2 separate regions of the Mus musculus genome follow, and region 2 is linked to region 1. The links are chromatin contacts, found by Hi-C or POLR2A ChIA-PET in ENCODE. All regions are on one chromosome and are shown on one strand. Each heading gives the region's core, a stretch centred on a gene start or an enhancer-like site at or near the end of the contact. The rest is flanking DNA. Distances are from core to core; before and after follow the strand shown.

Region 1 (2,775 bases), core at 89-2,588:
TATAAAAACAAGAATCTCAGTAGTGCCAAGACTCACTATGCACCTGAAATGGACCTCATTAGAAAACAAGTTTCTCACCAGTAAAATCTCTATCAACCATACTGTCAATGTGGGAAGGAACAGCAGATCAAATAGAACTAGAACGGGTGAGACAGACCTCAAAAACATTGGATGGAAACACTCAAAGAGTATGCTTCACAGGAAGGACACAAACACCTCGGGAAAGAACCCTCCACCAAAAACAGGACCTCCCTTCCACTCATTGATTACGCATAAAACATTAGGCAACCTCTATACTGTTCAATATATTAACATAAATAGCACACACGTGACTGCTCAAGTGTCAAATTCTTAGTAGGTGATTATGGATTTTGGCCTTGGTTACCTTTAAAGTTCTTGATCACTAACTTCTTAGCTGAGCCGGGCTTGCTGTTAGCAAAGCTAGAGACCGCGGTAGAAGATTTAGCCAGGCCGTTTGCATGGTGCACTGAAGCCACAGAAGAAATTAATATACTCTTAGTTTTAAGTTGTTGCTGCTGCTGCTGCTGTGAGGTTGCAGCAGTTGGCGAAGATGAGGAAGATGAGGAGGAAGATTCCTCAGCCATTTTCGTATCAATCCCTACAAACTCCAGGGTGTCTTCAAACCGCAGCTTCTTCTGTATAGGTACGTGGCTGGAAGTGGCCACTGGAACCCCAAGGCAGAAGGACGAGGTTGAAGGGGACGCCGAATCTCTGGGTTGTGGAGGGGTGGAAGAGGAAGAGGTGGAATCAAAGTCTTCTCTCTCGTTACTACTGTTACTGCTGCTACTGCTGCTGTTTAACTTTCTCTTCTTGGCAGAGGTGGGCGGAGTGGTGCTGGTATTACCATCAGTGGCAGATCTGACCTCCTGAGCAGCAGCAGAAGCAGCAGAGGGATTGGGGGAAGAAAAACCTGTTGGAAACATGAAAATAGCGGGGTCAACAGGCAGAGGAGCATCAAAAGCCTACGTTTATGTGCCTGCGTGCTTGTAGGAGAGGTGGCAATGCTGGAGGGGGAAGGGAAGGAAGAGGAGAAGCACAGAGGACGAGGAGGAAAGTGGGGGGGGGGGCACACCGGGGGAATGGGAGGGCTTGGGAAGGCGGATAGGCTGACACCGGCAGTGAACAGAACGGGGGGTGGGGGGGTGAAGGAGGCAGACAGGTAAACAGCCCTGCCGTCCCCCCTCCCCTGCTTTCGTCCCCTCTTCCCCACTTTCCGCAGGCGCGACTGGGGAGAGGGAGCCAGTGAAGCTTGCAGCTCCTCCTCCTTTTCTCCCTCTCTCAGGGAGGGGAGCTGCAGGGCTGGAGGGGGAGGGGGAGCGAGCCAAGGCTTGTTATTGTCAATAGCACAAGAGGCTAAAGATGGCGCCACTTCCGGTCACGCGGCGCCCGTGGAGAGGCGGCGTCACCCTCGCGGAGTGGGGGGTGGAGAGGAGGACCCGAGCGGCCTGGGAGGCGGGGGCGCCGACTCACCGTGGGGCGGCTGGAAGCGCCCGGAACGCTCACTCCGGGCAGCTCACTCGGGGTCCGGTTCCCGCACCCCTTCCCTGCCGGCACCCTCCCCACCGGGCTCCCTCACCGTCGGCCACCCGATCCTTAAGGGTCCCGCGGGGAGCTTCGCGCCACATCGCTCTTACCGGAAGTGCCTGGGCAGACACTTTTCATAGCTCCCAGATCCTGAAGCCCCCGGGTCCGCCGGACTTGAGGTGGGGGGGTTGGGGGAGGGAACACGGGGGGTAAAAGAGGTGGATAGGGAGGGCGGGGCGGACCTTGGCGACACCTTCGGCGCTCTTGATTGGAGGTTTCCGAACCTGCGGAGGGCGGGCAGATAGGGTTGGTTGGGGGGCGGGGGGGCGGGAGAAGAAGCGGGAAGCCTCCGGTGAGGCAGAGTAGGTGGTGCAGGCTAGGGGCGGGGTAAACTATCTGGGGAAAAGAAGAGGGTGGGAAGAAAAGTAAGGCGAAGGGAAACTTTACCAAGATGAAGGACTAAGGAGTTGCAAGGCCACGGGAAGAAGCTGAAGTAAGAGGAAACTTAAGCATGCCCCCTGCTAGAGAGGACTATCGCTATGATCAGGGAGCGGAGAGGGCTTAGCTAGGAGGAAAGTTTTTTACTCAGTGCAGCAACACAATCTCTCATTTTTCTCTGTAACACAACATCCCACAGGGCCCGCATTTTGATTGCCTCAATAAGAACAGCTGGACGGACATTCTGTTACCTTCCTACCGAGAGCATTTTCTAAGATTACTGGCAAGAGTAAAGGTACTTTCGAAGGCCATGTAGCCTCATCCAGCACAATTTCAGGGTTCACCCCTCCCACCCTATCAAATCAGTAATCTGTAAACCAAACAAAGCTCAGACTCACTTCATTTACCAACTCTCAGTTTAGATACACTATTGGCAAAAGTCTGTTTCCCTACCAGTGTGTTCCATGAGACCTCAAGTTTTAATTAAGATTGTTGATAAAAAAATAAATAAATAACTCGGAATTTAAATTACCAACGATAAACTCTGTAAAGTCTCGGATTTTTGTTTTGTTTTTTTTTACTTAACCCGCGGGACAGTTTTTAGACAGCACTGGCAAATACCTGTCATTCCGGTGCTCTGGAGGCTAAGGCTGGAGTATACCTAGTTTGAGGCCAGGCTGGGCCTGCACACACTCAAAAAGAACAAAAATAATTAATCTTAGGGCATTCTCAGAAGGAGAGACAAACTCAAAACTACAGTGCCAAGATACTGCTCATTGTAACTGCAGGCAC
Region 2 (2,775 bases), core at 120-2,619, 91 kb before region 1:
CTCCCAGAATCCCTCAGTCCCTACCTGGCATAACCTGCCCCCAACCCTGAATTTTCCAGCCCAGAGGCTGGGCTGCGCTTCCCCAGAGGCTCTTCACTATATAATCCAGGCATTTCGGTCTCTCCCTTTCTCCTCTTCTCCTTTTCTCTCTGCCCTTTCTCTGTCTTTTCCCCATCCCCTCCCATGGTGACTTCCCTGGGCTTGGTCCTTGGGCCCAATGAACTCAAGAACAGCTTCCCAATAAACCTGTATTTAATATAATCGAATCTGGTTTGAATTGGCTCAGGTCATTAGTGGAGAAATAACCTATCATCAAGGACTCCACCTCCAAGGGTTCCGACACTATCTTCTGGTACCCACGGCCACTTGCATTCATGTACACATACACATATATACATAATTTAAAAATTAAATTTTAAAAGTGAAAGTAAAAGTTTGCTTTCTAAGAAATTGATTTGTACAGAACGGTAAGGAGGAGAAGAAGGAAAAAAGTCTTGGCAATTATTTATAAAATCTCTTAAAAATTTCGAGGGCAGAGAGCAGTTATAACAGGCTGGCCTGGAATTCCAGGCACTTAATGTCCCTGCCTCTCCAGGCATCACAGGTGTCCACAACTAGACCTGATTTTATATTTTATCCTATCTTCTAATTCTTCCATTGGGTCTGTAGATACTATTCATCACAGTGACAGTATTTGATAGCTATATTTTAAGACCTTCCCAATAGCTAAAAGTAGCTTTTGTGTTCTCATTACAGGAAACAAGAATAATAGACCATGTATAGGTTCACTAGCTTGATTTTGACATTTCAAAAGAAAAGGTGTCATGGGGGCTGGAGAGATGGTGCTGATTAAAAGCACTTACTGACTGCTCTTCCAGAGGGCCCATGTTAGGTTCCCAGCACCCCTGTTCTTTGCCACAACCACCTGTAACTCCAACTCCAGGACAACTTGACCTCTCTAGCACTATACACATATTCATGTGGACAGTTGTACACATAGTTAAAATAATAAAAATATCTAAGTAGCAACATATCCAATATTGTGTACATTATAAACAACTGTAATAATCAATTTATATATTAGTAAGCATACATATTTGTATCCATTAACAAAAAGAGAAACAAGAACAATCTATAACAATCCAGAATTAAGGTAGAATAAGAAGAAAATGTGTGGTCGTTGCTTCCCTGGGAAATCAGCCACATGGTTATTTTAAAACACGTTATCATTTTGTGGGCTTGAAATAAATTGGGCTAGCTTAGTTTTTTGTTTTTGTTTGTTTGTTTGTTTGTTTTTTGAGATAGGGTTTCTCTGTGTAGCTCTGGCTGTCCTGGAATTCACTTTGTAGACCAGGCTGGCCTTGAGCCTGCCTCTGCTTCCCAAGTGCTGGGATTAAAGGCGTGTGCCACTGCGCCTGGCTGCTTAGTTTAAAAATAGTTGTGATTTCTTTTTTTTTCAGACAGGATCTCGCGGTATATCCTAGGCTGGACTCTCAACCGGTGATCCTAAACCTGAAGACGCAGTGACCACTCCCGGCTTTCAAGTCTCGACTTTTATTTTATTTTTTTTAATTTCCAAGTCATTTGTAGTTTGTGTCGAATAAGAAAGTTCCGTTTCAAATGTTCTAAAGTGGTAGCTAAGACCGTAAAAGAAAAAGGAGAAGGCGGTGATGACAAACCAAGAAATTAAAGGCGGCGGTTCAGGGAAATCGCTGAGTCAGGAGTCGGACAATCACGTGAATAGTTGGAAAAAAAAAAAAACCGAAACTTAGGCGGACCCAGCCTCCTGCCGCCTCCACCCCCTCTAGCCACTGTCACGGGCTGGGGAGCATAGAGTTCAGAGTATCCTTTGCTTTGTCCCGTGGGCGGGACCTAGGCTGAGGGTGGAGCACCTTAGGGCAGTGGGATGATTTTGGAAGCAGAGGGGCCCAGAATCTCCAGAGGCGGCGTTGGCTTTTTGTGTCCTCCGCGTTCCAGAGCCTTACGCTGCGCACGGAGGCCACGCCGCGCTGCCAAAAGTCAAAGCAACTTTGCTCATCCCGAAGGAACTATTGTACTTTTGAGCGAAAGACTCCCCGGCTCCGCTGCCTTGCAGGCATTCTTCCAGGAGCTTTCTCCCCCTGCAGGCCTGGGCTTTAAATGCAGTTTGTTTTTTTACCGTGGGATGCTGCTTTATTCTTTGCGTTGGCGCCAAGAGCAACATTCAAGCCCTATCAATTAATTATGGCCTTTTCGAGAAAAGGGGCTGTCCCTTAGGTCTACAGTTGGTGCTCCTGGCTTTACTGGCAGGCTGTGCTTTTGAAGTTTCTGCGTCCCTGCTCAGCCAGCATGCTATATACAAGCATGAGCATGCCAGGAAGCCCAGCTTTGGTTTGGGCTTAGCAAATAACTTACTTGGCTGCACAGAGACATCACCATCGTCTCCTGCACCTAATTTCCTTCAAAATTTACCAAACTGTACACTCAAAATATGTGTAATTTACATGTCAACAAAACTTGCTTCAAAAAGCACACTTCCAGGATTCACAAATCAGTGTCAGCCTAGCTTCTAAGTAACAAGTTAAAAAAATGGCTCTTTTAAAATCTATTATTCCTCACATTGGATAACTTGTCTGCTTTAAAATCTTGAGTTTCTATAGGTATAGGAACACAGTTCTTACTTGCAGAGTTTTTCATTAGCATATTCCATTCATATTTTGCTATTATAAAAACTGAAGTGGGAGCCGGGCATGGTGGTGCGTGCCTTTAATCCCAGCACTCGGGAGGCACAGGCAG

The links. Hi-C counts contacts between places; a loop is a spot of excess contacts on that map. ChIA-PET counts read pairs that join two places held with the same protein, here RNA polymerase II (POLR2A).
Region 2: POLR2A ChIA-PET joins it to region 1 with 15 read pairs in Patski. The contact joins two enhancer-like sites. A Hi-C loop is called at or near these places in 1 of 37 maps with a recorded cell type or tissue (v-Abl transformed pro-B cells). POLR2A ChIA-PET finds 5 or more read pairs at or near these places in 4 of 5 experiments (Patski and embryonic stem cell).

Annotation. Positions count from the first base shown.
Region 1 is chrX:38,563,278-38,566,052 of GRCm38, forward strand. It overlaps Cul4b (cullin 4B), which reads right to left. Exons shown (of 23, transcript NM_028288.5): 3 at 1,656-1,829; 4 at 386-931. Among named protein-coding and RNA genes, the nearest start is that of Cul4b, 12 kb to the right of the region's middle. Within about 2 kb of position 1,339, at least 1 of the 3 ENCODE cell types and tissues checked has a DNase peak (open chromatin) inside an H3K27ac peak, as active enhancers do.
Region 2 is chrX:38,471,907-38,474,681 of GRCm38, forward strand. No RefSeq gene overlaps it. Among named protein-coding and RNA genes, the nearest start is that of Lamp2, 17 kb to the left of the region's middle. Within about 2 kb of position 1,370, at least 1 of the 3 ENCODE cell types and tissues checked has a DNase peak (open chromatin) inside an H3K27ac peak, as active enhancers do.